3 separate regions of the Homo sapiens genome follow, and regions 2 and 3 are each linked to region 1. A link is an interaction called in ENCODE POLR2A ChIA-PET data of the cell type or tissue named here. Cell type or tissue: MCF 10A. All regions are shown on one strand.

Region 1 (4,000 bases):
TAGAAATTCCAGGTGACAGGCTTAATTCACTTTGGCGCAGGGGATAAAGGGAAAAAAGAGAGCGGGTAACAAACAATTATTCGCAAGCTATTTTCTAGAAAATACAGAGAGGCCAGGTGTGGCTCATGCCTATAATCCCAGCACTTTGGGAGGCTGAGGCGGGAGGATTGCTTGAGCCCAGAAGTTTGAGGCCAGCCTGGGCGACATAGGGACACGCTGTTTCTACTTTTTTTTTTTTTTTTTTAATTAGCCCAGTGCGATTGTACACACCTGTAGTCCCAGCAACTTGGGAGGCTTAAGTAGGAGGATCATGAGCCAGGAGTTCAAGGTTACAGTGAACTATGATTGCACCACTGCACTCTAGCCTGGGCGATAGAGCGAGACTGTCTCAAAAAACAAAAACAAAAAAACAGACAGAAGTAGAAACATAATGTACCAGACTAGTAAGTACACACACACACTGTGTGTTTTAAATCAACTTTACATGCGCATAATTTACTTATGATAAAATGCACCCATTTAAGTGTACAGTTTGATGAGTTTTGACAAATGTTTACCTGTGTAATGTCTATCACAATATAGATTAATTCCTCCACTCTAAAAGCTTCCCTGTTTCTTTTTCTTTTCTTTCTTTCCTTTCCTCTCCTCTCCTCTCCTCTCCTTTTTTTTGAAGTGGAGTCTTGCTCTGTTGCCCAGGCTGGAGCACAGTGGCACGGCCTCAGCTCACTGTAGCCTTCACCTCCCGGGTTCGAGCAATTCTCCTGCCTCAGCCTCCTGAGTAGCTGGGATTACAGGCACCCGCCACCAAGCCCAGCTAATTTTTGTATTTTTAGTAGAGACAGGGTTTCACCATGTTGGCCAGGCTGGTCTTGAACTCCTGACCTCAGGTGATGCACCCACCTTGGCCTCCCAAACTGTTAGGATTACAGCATGACCCACAGCTCCCGGCCTTCTTTTTTTTTTTTTTTTCTTTTGAGACAGGGACTTTGTCGCCCAGGCTGGAGTGCAGTGGCGAGATCATGGCTCACTGCAGCCTCAACTTCCCAGACTCAAGTGATCCTCTCACTTCAGCCTCCCAAGTAGCTGGGACTACAGGTGCGAGCCACCACTCTTGGCTTTTTTTTCTTTTTGTAGAAACAGAGTTTCACCATGTTGCCCAAGCTGGTCTTGACTTCGCGGACTCAAGCCATCTGCCTACCTCAGCCTCCCAAAGTGATGGGATTACGGGCATGAGCCACTGCACTGGCTGTGTTTGTTTCTTTTTGCAATCAATCGCTACCTGGCCCAAGCAAGGGCCCATCCCTACCCGGTCCAGTCTGCTTTCTACCAGTATAGATTAGATTTATATTTTCTAGAATTTTACATAAATGGAGTCACACAGTATATACTCTTTTGTATCTTGGCTTCTTTTGCTCAACTTAATGTTTATAAGATTTGTTCGTGTTTTTGCACATATTAAGTAGTGTGTTCCTTTTTATTGCTGTATTGTATTCCACTAGATGGTTATACCATAGTTTGTTTATTCATTCTCCTGTTGATGGACATTATGGTTGTTTGTCATTTTGGGCTATTATGAAAAAGTTGCTGTGAACACTCTTCTACAGCTCCTTTTGAGGACACATGTTTTTATTTGTCTTGGGAGCAGAATTGCTGAGTCGTATGGCAAATGTGTGTATGCTTAACTTCAAAAGAAAACTGCTAAACTGTGTTCCAAAGTGACTGTATGTTCTCACCAGCAAAGTATGACAGTTCCAACTGTTCCACATTTTGACCAGCTCTTGGTATCATTGGCTTTTTATTTTTCACACCTTTTTTTTTTTGAGACAAGATCTCACTCTGTAGCGCAGGTTGGAGTGTAGTTGTGCAATCATGACTCACTATAGCCTCAACCTCCCTGGGCTCAGGTGATCCTCCCACTGAGTAGCTGGAACTGCAGGCACACCACCATGCCCAGTTAATTGTTTTATGTTTTGTAGAGACTGGGTTTCCTATGTTGTCCAGGCTGGTCTCGAACTCCTGGGCTCAAGCAATCCTCCTACCTCAGCCTCCCAAAGAGCTGGGATTACAGGCATGAACCACTGCGCCCAGCCCTATGTTTTGCACTTCTGGTTAGGTGCAGAGGATCTCTCGCTGAAGCACACAGATGCTGCCCTGCTACCTTTTCTGAAGCTACTCTTCCTGCCCCTTGTTCTTCCACAACTGCTCTGAGCATCCTTCTGTTTCTGCATGTGCTAGGATCATTTCCTGGAATTCTCATCTTTTGGGCCTTAGCACAAATGTTGCCTCCTCAGAGGTCTTCCCTCACTACCCTCTCTAATGGAATTCTCAAGACTTTTTATCGCATTACCCTGTTTGTCCCGTGAGAACATCAGCTCCATGAACAAACATCTCTTGTCTGTTTTTTTTTTTACCTAAAAGCAGTGCTTTAAAGATCATAGATGCACAATATATATTGCTGAATGGACTTGCAAGTCTAAAGTGTATGTTCAACATATTGACCTTTGGGGTCCTGGGAATGAAAGCGTTTGCATGACATCAAATCAGAAATATTTAAAGCATAAGTTATTTTTATTGTCTGGGACTGTTCTATTTTGCATGTAAATATCTTAAAATCCTGCAAATATAGAAAACAAGAAAGAAAAGAAAAAACAACCATAGTTTCATCAAACTATGTTGATTTCTAAAAAATCAAATTGTTATGGTTTAGAAATACAAATCATTTTTTAATTAGTTTAAAACTGATTTTTAAAAGTTCACTTTTGAATAAGTTATATTTGCACATGGTGAAAAATTCAAACAGTATATACTTCTGGAAAATGTTGCCCATATGCGAACATAGTTATATCTTTCTGCACTTTTTTCCAAAAATAGTATCATACTGTATGCATTGCTTGCACCTTGCTTTTGCATTTAACAATTTATCTTAGAAATCATTCCACATCATTATATGTGATATGGTTTGGACCCAGTAGGAGGTAATTGAATCATGGGGGCAGGTCTTTCCCATGCTGTTCTCATAATAGTGAATAAGTCTCACGAGATCCAATGGTTCTATAAGGGGGAGTTTTCCCGTGCAAGCACTCTTCGCCTGCCAATATCCACGTAAGATGTGATTTGCTCCTCCTTGCCTTCCATCATGATTGTGAGGCCTCCCCAGCTATGCAGAACTGTAAGTCCAATTAAACTTCTTTCTTTAGTAACTTGCCCAGTCTCAGGTATGTCTTTATCAGCAGCGTGAAAACAGACTAATATAATATCTATCAGTTAAGATTAGGTTTGGCTGCTAGTGAAAGAAAATTAAAAATATCAGTGTCTTGCAAAATTAGACATTGATTTCTCTCTCTAATGAAGTCCAAAGGTAAGTGGCCAGGCAATACCAGGATTCCATAATTATCAGGGACCTAGGATCCTTCTGTCATTTTTATGCCATCTTCAACATGGGGCTTCTACCTCATGTTTCAATATGGCTGTCTGAGCTCCTGCCATTACATCTGCATCTATCCAGCAAAACAAACAAACAAACAAACAAAAACATTAACAAGAACACAGGGGCACACCTACCAGCAAAGGAGGCTGGGAAATTTATTCTTTATTCCAAATAGCCATATACCCAGCTCAAAAATCAGAGGGGAAGAGAAGAATGGATACTGGGGCACAACTAACAATCTCTGTTACAAGTATACATAGATTTGCCTCATTAAAAAAAAAAATGCTATATAGAATTCCATTGTACAAGGCCAGGCGCAATGGCTCATGCTTGTAATCCCAGCACTTTGGGAGGCCAAGGTGGGTAGATCACCTGAGGTCAGGAGTTTGAGACCAGCCTGGCCAACATGGTGAAAGCCCACCTCTACTATATATACAAAAATTACCCAGGCGTGGTGGTGCACACCCATCCCAGCTACTCAGGAGGCTGAGGCAGGAGAATCTCTTGAACCTGAGAGGTGGAGGTTGCAATGAGCTGAGATCACACCACTGCACTCCAGCCTGGGTGACAGAG
Region 2 (4,000 bases), 410 kb after region 1:
CTGTCTGGAAAAAAAAAAAAAAAATTCTTTTTTTTCATAGAGATGAGTTCCCATTATATTGCCCAGGCCATGGTGGCTCATACCTGTAATCCCAATGCTTTAGGAGGCCGAGGCAGGAAGAGCCCTCCTGGGCTCAAGAGATCCTCCTGCCTCGGCCTCCTAAAGTGTTGGGATTACAAGTATGAGCTACCACAGCGCAGCCCCGAATTTCTTCATTAACATTATATTCTTCTGTGTGTTTTCTTTTTTTAAACCAGGAGAATATATTGTCTTTAGGATAAAATTTAAAACAATAGGGATGAAAAAGGGTGCCATTAACCCAGTTATTAATTTGCCCTATTAAGTTGCTCTATAATAATATTCTTTTGCTGTTCACTGTTTGTGTGAGCATTTCTGGGTGTTCTACATTCCTTGAGGGCAGCAATGACTCTAATCTCAACCTTGACTCCAAAGATAGTATAATGTCCCCCATTCACTGAATGTTTCTGACTGACTCCTAAAGTCTAACTCAAATGCTCCAATGGTTTCCCATAATTTTCAGAGTAAAAGTTCGAGTCCTTCCACAGGCCTCCAGGCCCCATGTGACCTGGCCTGCTGCACCTTCTCTGACCTCATCCCTCTTGTTTACTTGCCTCCAGCCATTCTGCCTTCTTAATGTTCCTCCAGCAGGTCAGGCATATTCTTGCCCAAGGGCCTTTGCACTTACTGTTCCTGCAGCCTGGAATATTTCTCTCCAGGTCACTGCATGGCTCAAACCCTTTCCTCCTCCCTGTTTTTACTTAGATGACACCTTCTCAGGGAATATATATTCCCTGACCAGGTGGAATATCCTCTGATCACCTTATCTTTTGAGACTGGGTCTCACTCTGTTGCCCAGGCTGAAGTGTAGTGGCACAATCACAGCTCACTGCAGCCTCGACCGCCCTGGCTCAGGTGATCTTCCCATATCAGCCTCCTGAGTAGCTGGAACTGTAGGCGTGCGCCATCACACCCGGCTAATTTTTGTGTGTATATGTGTGTGTGTGTTTTCTTTTTTTTGCAATGTAGTTTTGCTCTTGTGCCCAGGCTGGAGTGCAATGGTGTGATCTCAGTTCCCTGTAACCTCTGCCTCCCGGGTTCAAGCAATTCTCCTGCCTCAGCCTCCTGAGTAGCTGGGATTACAGGTGCCTGCCACCAACATCCAGCTAATTTTTGTATTTTTAGTAGAGATGGGGTTTCAACATGTTGGCCAGGCTGGTCTCGAACCCCTGACTTAGGTGATCCACCCGCCTCGGCCTCCCAAAGTGCTGGGATTACAGGCAAGAGCCACCGTGCTGGGCCTAATTTTTCTATCTTTTGTAGGGACGGGCTTTCACTATGTTGCCCAGGTTGGTCTTGAATTCCTGGGCTGAAGCGATCCACCCGCCTCAGCCTCCCAAAGTGCTGAGATTACAGGTGTGAGCTACCCTGCCCGGCCTGATCACCTTATTTAAACCTGTAACCCAATCCTGCCTGACCTCCATGATCCCTACCCATTTCTGCTTTATTTTCTTCCATGTCATGTATCATCTTTCATCATATTGTACATTTCATTTAGTTTATTATCTGCCTCCTCTGACTAGAATGTCAGCACCACAAGGGTAGAAACATTTGCGTTTTTTTCACTGTGGTATCACGGGGCCTGGCACCTAATGGATGCTCATTAAGTATCTCTTGAATGAACTTAAACACTTCATGGGAAGAAGCAGACAAAATACAAAAGCCAGACAGAGATTGACTAAATCCCAGTGAGCATATTAACCTTACTGGGCTTCAGTTTTCATCTCTCTAAAAAGGGAGTCTTAGGAGAGGACCTATGAATGCCCTCCCCGACCCAGGACAGAACCTGCCACATAACAGCACAGTTATTTGAGCTTAGTTCTGTCGCCCTGTACTGTCCCTAAGACCTGCACCTCACCTGCACTTTTGCCATTGGATCCTGAAGAACCCAGGGCAGAGACTCTGACCCCCGCGTGCTGTCAGATAGTAGGACAAGGAAGAATTAAATGCCCAGACACTCAGGGCCTCTCTCCAGAGAGCTGGGCCGACCTCAGACTGTCAGCTTCCTGTGCCTGGGTGCGGTAGGGGTTGGGGGTGGAGAGAGGGTGTGACTAGGGGAGGGGTCATGCTGCAAAGGAAATGGCAGTGACAGAGGAGTTGTGAGCAGGAGCTCACTTGCAGATCTCCATCAGTCCTCAGCCCTGGATCAGGGGACTCTCATTATCCTCATTTTAGAGATGAGGAAATCAAGGCTCAGAGAGAGGAAGCGTCTTGCCCAAGGTCTGACTCCAAAGCCCTGCTCTTGATCTCTACAGTGCACTGGCCCTGGCTGAGCACCACAATCACCCAGAGAACTGGTGAAACTGAAACATGCCCGCCCAGCCCAGACCTACTGACTCAGAGTTTCCAGGGGTGGGGTCCAGGTGTATTTTTCACAAGTTGCCATTTGGGTTTCCTCAGAGAGGACTCCCACAGTCTCCACAAACCCAGGGAGCCTCTGGCCTCTGAGTTGGCAGTCACTGACCTTTGAGATGCTTCATCTATTCACTCTTTCCTCTGGAGGCATGTAGGGGAGTAGTTCTCCTCTCAGGACTTGGGGGATCCTCTAAAACTCAAGTGTGGGGATTGGGGATCCTAAAAACTCAAGTGTGGGTGTCAGGTCCATGTTGGCAACAGTCAGCAAGAACTGATTCTGTAGTTTCCAGCCTTCAGGATCCCCAGGGTTTGGGAATCCATAAAAGCACCCAGCAATGATTTCAGAAAGAATTCTCTCCTAAATTGACTTTTTTTTTTTAAGAAAGAATCTCACTCTATTGCCCAGGCTGGAATGCAGTGGTATAACCATGGCTCACTGAAGCCTTGACCTCTCGGGCTCAAGCGATCCTTCCACCTCAGCCTCCAGAGTAGCAGGAACTATAGGCAGGAGCCATCATGCCTAATTTTTTTCATTTTTTGTAGAGTTGGGGTCTTGCTATGCTGCCAGGGCTGGTCTCAAACTCCTGGACTCAAGTGATTCTCTTGCCATGGCCTCCCAAAGTGCTGGGATTACAGATGTGAGCCACCTTGCCCAGCAAGGTCTTTAAATGAATCTAGGTTCCAAGTGATCCTTTTAAAAGACACAGATCCAGCCAGGTGCAGTAGCTCACGCCTGTAATCCCAGCACTTTGGGAGGCCAAGGCAGGTGGATCACCTGAGGTCAGGAGTTCAAGACCAGCCTGGCCAACATGGCAAAACCCCGGCTCTACTAAAAATACAAAAATTAGCTGGGCGTGGTGGTGGGCACCTGTGATTCCAGCTACTTGGGAGGCTGAGGCAGGAGAATCACTTGAACCTGGGAGGTGGAGGTTGCAGTGAGCTGAGATTGCACCACTATACTCCAACCTGGGTGACAGAGCAAGACTCTGTCTTAAAAAAAAAAAAAAAAAGACACAGCTCCTTTTAAGAGTTACCAAATGTATTCTAGTGGGTTACTAGAAAAGCATAACTACTATCATGGAGGAACACTGGAAATTTTAAAAGGTGGGAATCTTTGGATTAGCTGTGTCACCTGCTGAGAGCAAGAAGGGGCTGTAGGGGTTGGGTGTGGGCATCAAAGGAGACAGAGGCCCAGTTAAGGGAAAGGAGAGGCTGCATCATAGACCAATTTTACCTACTTGAGGTACAGAATTTATTCTTTAGTTTTGTAGGACAGCTTGGTGATCAACCCCCTGGTTTATAGATGAGAAACTGAAGATGGACAGTGACTTGCTTAAAGTCACCCAGATGGGGAGCAGTACGGATCCAAGCCTGCGTGGTTCTGAGTCAAGTGCTCTGCACATCATTAAATCATCCTCCCCTCCCTACCCACAAATCCTAGCCTGGGGAGACCAGTAGCACACAGGGGTCAGGACAAAGCTAATGATCCTAGCCAGCCAGCAGGTTTTTGGACTGGAGCTGTTCTTAACTTTTCCTCCACTAAGGAGAAGGTGGTTGTCCCTCTCCA
Region 3 (4,000 bases), 64 kb after region 1:
CCCAAATTGCTAGGATTACAGGCTTGAGCCACCTCACCTGGCCACTAAATTCTTTTAAAAATCTCTTGAGCACACTAAATGATATATTGAATATAGCTGATGACCAAATGGTGTTGTAAAAATTCCATCAGGCCAGGTGTGGTGGCTCACTCTTAATAATCCTAGCACTTTGAGAGGACGAAGTGGGAGGATCACTTGAGCCCAGGATCACTTCAAGACCAGCCTGGGCAACATAGTGAGACCCTGTCTCTTCTGAAAAAAATAATAAAAAAAAAACATTAGGTGTGGTGGCACATGTCTATAGTTTGAACTACTAGGGTGGCTGAAGGGGAGGATTGCTTGAGCCCAGGAATTCAAGGCTGCAGTGAGCTATGACGGTACCACTGCACTCCAGCCTGGGCAACAGAGCAAGACCCTGTCTCTTAAGAGACAATAAGAAATAAATAAAAATTCCATCAAAGAATTTCTCTTAGGGTATAAAGCCAGAGACAAAGATGAAAAATGGGAGAAATGTCCAGTGGTTCTCAACCATGTCTGACTGCACATTAGGATCATCTAACATGGTTTTTGAAAACACCATTACCCTGGCCCCACCACAGACCAATTAAATCCAGACTCTCTGGGCTGGAGTCCAGACATCAGTAGCTTTTTTAAGCTCCTCAGGTGATTCTGTTGTTTAGCCCAGGTTTAGAAAAATACTTAAGAAACCTGAAGAATAATACCAAAATGTCCGAAGTCTATCTAATAATACTTCTAGAAGTAGAGGACAGAGACATCAAAGGAAAAGAAATAATGCTAGAAAATTTTTCTGGAGATTCTGCAAAGACTTGTCTTCAGCAGTTAAGGGCCAGAATATCAAGGCCCCTGCAGGAATTAAGGAAAGAAGACAAGTACCTTGACATATCCTTTCGATGGGTCTGAACTCCAAAAATAAGGATTATTATGTCTTCCAGAGAAGAAAAGATGGGAGCCACAGTGTGCACTCTGGAAGGAAAGAAACCTACCTGGCCTAACTGATCCAAACACAGTTTCTGCTTTTTCCCCCAGATGCTGCTCTCCAGTGCATTCCCCTAGCTCACTCCTGCTTTCTGGGGCTGACCCCAGACCTAGAGCTTCTCCAGGCTCCCTGGGAAGAGCTGCTCTTAACAGTTGGTGTTTGGGAGGCAACTTTCTCTTCTTTGCTCTCTCCTTCGGTCTGACCTCATCTGCTGTGTAGTGTTCAGAAATTCCCCCAAAGTTCTGGTTCAGTTAGGAACATGTCTTGTTTTCCACCTCAGAGTTTTGCAGATTTTAAAAACTTTTTCTTGTCATCCCAGCATCTTCCTGGGGAGAGGAAGTTGATGACTTAGTCCTGTCGTTCAACCTTTTTGAGGCCAAATAGGGTAAAATCATATTAAGGGGAATAATCCTGTATTCAGGTTCATCCTTTAGTATATAATGGTAACATTTGGATAGTCTAATATTTTCTGGGGTTTTTTTGTTTGTTTTAATATAATCCTTTGCTTTCTGCTTACTTGAAAACAGTAATTTATCCAACTCAGCACTCAGAGTCAGGGGAAGTGTGGTCTCTTAGCTTTGTTTTCTTCAGTAATTATTTGTTCCGAGAAGAAAAATAAGTTTACCAAAGAAATATCTTTCTGAAAACTCTCCTGTTAGTAGCATAATCTGAGGCAAGACACTGATATTTTAACAAAGAGAACAATACAGTAATTTACATAATATACATAGGGAATTGGTAGATATGGCTTTAAAATGACTTCTCATTTGGGGGACCTGATAGTTTAGTTATGTTAACTGAAATTTTTAGTACACTGTTGATAAAATATTAAGTGTATTCTCATTTTTCTGTTATGTCTCAGGTGTTTGCTGACTAGCACTTTGGAGAGTGTATGCTTATCTGCCATGTCCATAACAGAACGAACTGTGTTCCCTTTCTGATGCATTGGGTAGCAATTTTCCGCCTTTGGACAGTTCAGCACAGTAAGCTTTATCATAGATTAATATCCATAGCTACATAGTGATTTTAAATCCAGAATAAATCTAGGGTGAGGGAAAGAAGAAAAGTCTCTCTTATAAAAATGGTGAAACTGTCTCAGTGTGTCATTACAGTTTTTAGGAATTGTCTGTCCTTACTGTCTTTTTTATATAACATTCAATCAAGGAAAAAGTTTTATTTGTTTTGTTAGCTTACAAAAACCTATACTCCTAATGGCTTAACTGGAATTAAGGGGAAATACTTGGAAAATTCAGTTTATGTCTTTATTCTTCCAGCTTTATCTGCTTTTGAAAGTTCAAAAGTTTGTTTTCTTGTTGTTTTTATCTTTGTGTTTTAATTATTCATAGTACTTCTCTTCATATGGACTCAGTACTACTGACAAGAGCCATCCTCTGAGATTACTAAGATGACTTGCATCCCTTGAAGTGTTGGAGCCAAAACATGAAGAGCTAATTCCTTTATCAAATGGGATTTAGAAAGCTAGTAAATCAGCTTATACAGGTTGCCTATTTACTCGAATTTAAACAAGCCATTGTTTTCAAAATAGCAAGGTGAGAACCAAAAGAAAATGTTTCTTTTTTTCCTCTCTCTTTTTTTTGAGAAAGAGTCTTGCTCTGTCACCCAGGCTAGAGTGCAGTGGCATGACCTCGGCTCACTGCAACTTCTGCCTCCCAGGTTCAAGTGATTCTTGTGCCTCAGCCACCCGAGTAGCTGGGATTACAGGCGTGTGCCACCACGCCTGGCTAATTTTTGTATTTTTAGTAGAGACGGGGTTTCATCATGTTGGCCAGGCTGGTCTCAAACTCCTGGCCTCAAGTGATCCCACCCGCCTCAGCCTCCCAAAGTGTTGAGATTACAGGCGTAAGCCACTGTTCCCAGCCTGAAAACATTTCTTCATTGACAGTATTTTCATTTAAAAATTTAGCTGAACTCCAAATGATGAACATTCAAAAGAAAGCATTGTCTTTGGATGATTTGAAAGCAAGTGGCAGATATCATGACACCTCACCCCTAAATACTACAGCATGTGTCTCCTATGAACAAGGATATTACTCTGCATAAAACCATAATACTATATCACATTCCAAAAGGCTGACATATAGTAGTAATAAGCTAATATGCAGTCTCCTGTTCCAAGTTCTTATATTTTGTCCCCTAATCCAGGATCCAGCCAAGGATCACTGATTACACTTGGTTGTCATATCTCTATAGTCTCCTTTAATCTGGAACAGACCTCCCGTCTCTCCCTCTCTCTCTTTCTCTCTCTTTTTTTATCTTTTAAGAGATGGGGTCTCACCCTTCGGCCCAGGCTGGAGTACAGTGGCATGATCACAGTTCACTGCAGTCTCAAACTCCTGAGCTCAATCAATAGTCCTTCCATCTCAGCCACCTGAGTAGTTGGGACTACAGGTGCACGCCACCTTTTTGGTTCTTTATGTTGTTAACATTTTTTCAGGAGTGTAGGCCAATGGTCTTGTAGAGTGCTCCACAATCTGTTTTTGTCTTTTCTTCCTGGTTAGTTTCAGGTTAAACATTTTTGATAGGGATAGCACATAGGTGATAGCACATCTAAATCACATCACTACATCATATTAGGAGACAGAGTAATAGCACTTTTTTTCATTATTGGTGATGCAGAGTTTGGTTATGATGCAGATCATTTGTTAAAGTGTTATCAGTCAGATTGTTTTACTTGAAAGGTCTTTTTCCTTTTTTAATAATAAGTAATCTGTGGGGTACTTTCCCAATAACCTCTCACCTGGTGGTTTTCATTTGTTCAGTGCTTTACACCCAGAGATCTATTGATGGATGTCAGCATCTCTGTGAATCCCCAGGAAATTTTTTTGTGTGCATATATTTTCCCAGGCATACAGTCCAGGACCCTCCAAATATTTAAGAGATCTTTTCCCTCTGTTATCAAGGTGCCTTTTACAAGTTTCTGTGCATCACAGAAGCATATTATAAGCAGTGGGTTTCTAGAAGCTGGGAACCAATCCCGTTCTT

What was found. Peaks named below come from ENCODE experiments on the same cell type or tissue, not always from the same donor. Only the 100,000 strongest peaks of a DNase experiment are listed, where the experiment ranks them.
Region 2: POLR2A ChIA-PET joins it to region 1 with 5 read pairs; 4 of 35 experiments call an interaction of 5 or more read pairs at or near these places.
Region 3: POLR2A ChIA-PET joins it to region 1 with 5 read pairs; 5 of 35 experiments call an interaction of 5 or more read pairs at or near these places.

The regions. Positions count from the first base shown.
Region 1 is chr6:35,708,287-35,712,286 of GRCh38, reverse strand. It overlaps a transcript of FKBP5 not described here. Among named protein-coding and RNA genes, the nearest start is that of FKBP5, 21 kb to the right of the region's middle. In MCF 10A, no CTCF peak of the experiment used is centred here; a DNase peak (open chromatin) is centred at 1,866.
Region 2 is chr6:35,301,171-35,305,170 of GRCh38, reverse strand. All of the region lies in intron 1 of DEF6 (DEF6 guanine nucleotide exchange factor), which reads right to left. Among named protein-coding and RNA genes, the nearest start is that of DEF6, 5.4 kb to the right of the region's middle. RefSeq lists enhancers at 1,787-1,986, 1,985-2,279, 2,187-2,316. In MCF 10A, no CTCF peak of the experiment used is centred here; DNase peaks (open chromatin) are centred at 2,130 and 2,400.
Region 3 is chr6:35,644,710-35,648,709 of GRCh38, reverse strand. The region is part of intron 1 of FKBP5 (FKBP prolyl isomerase 5); the gene reads left to right. Among named protein-coding and RNA genes, the nearest start is that of MIR5690, 18 kb to the left of the region's middle. In MCF 10A, no CTCF peak of the experiment used is centred here; no DNase peak of the experiment used is centred here.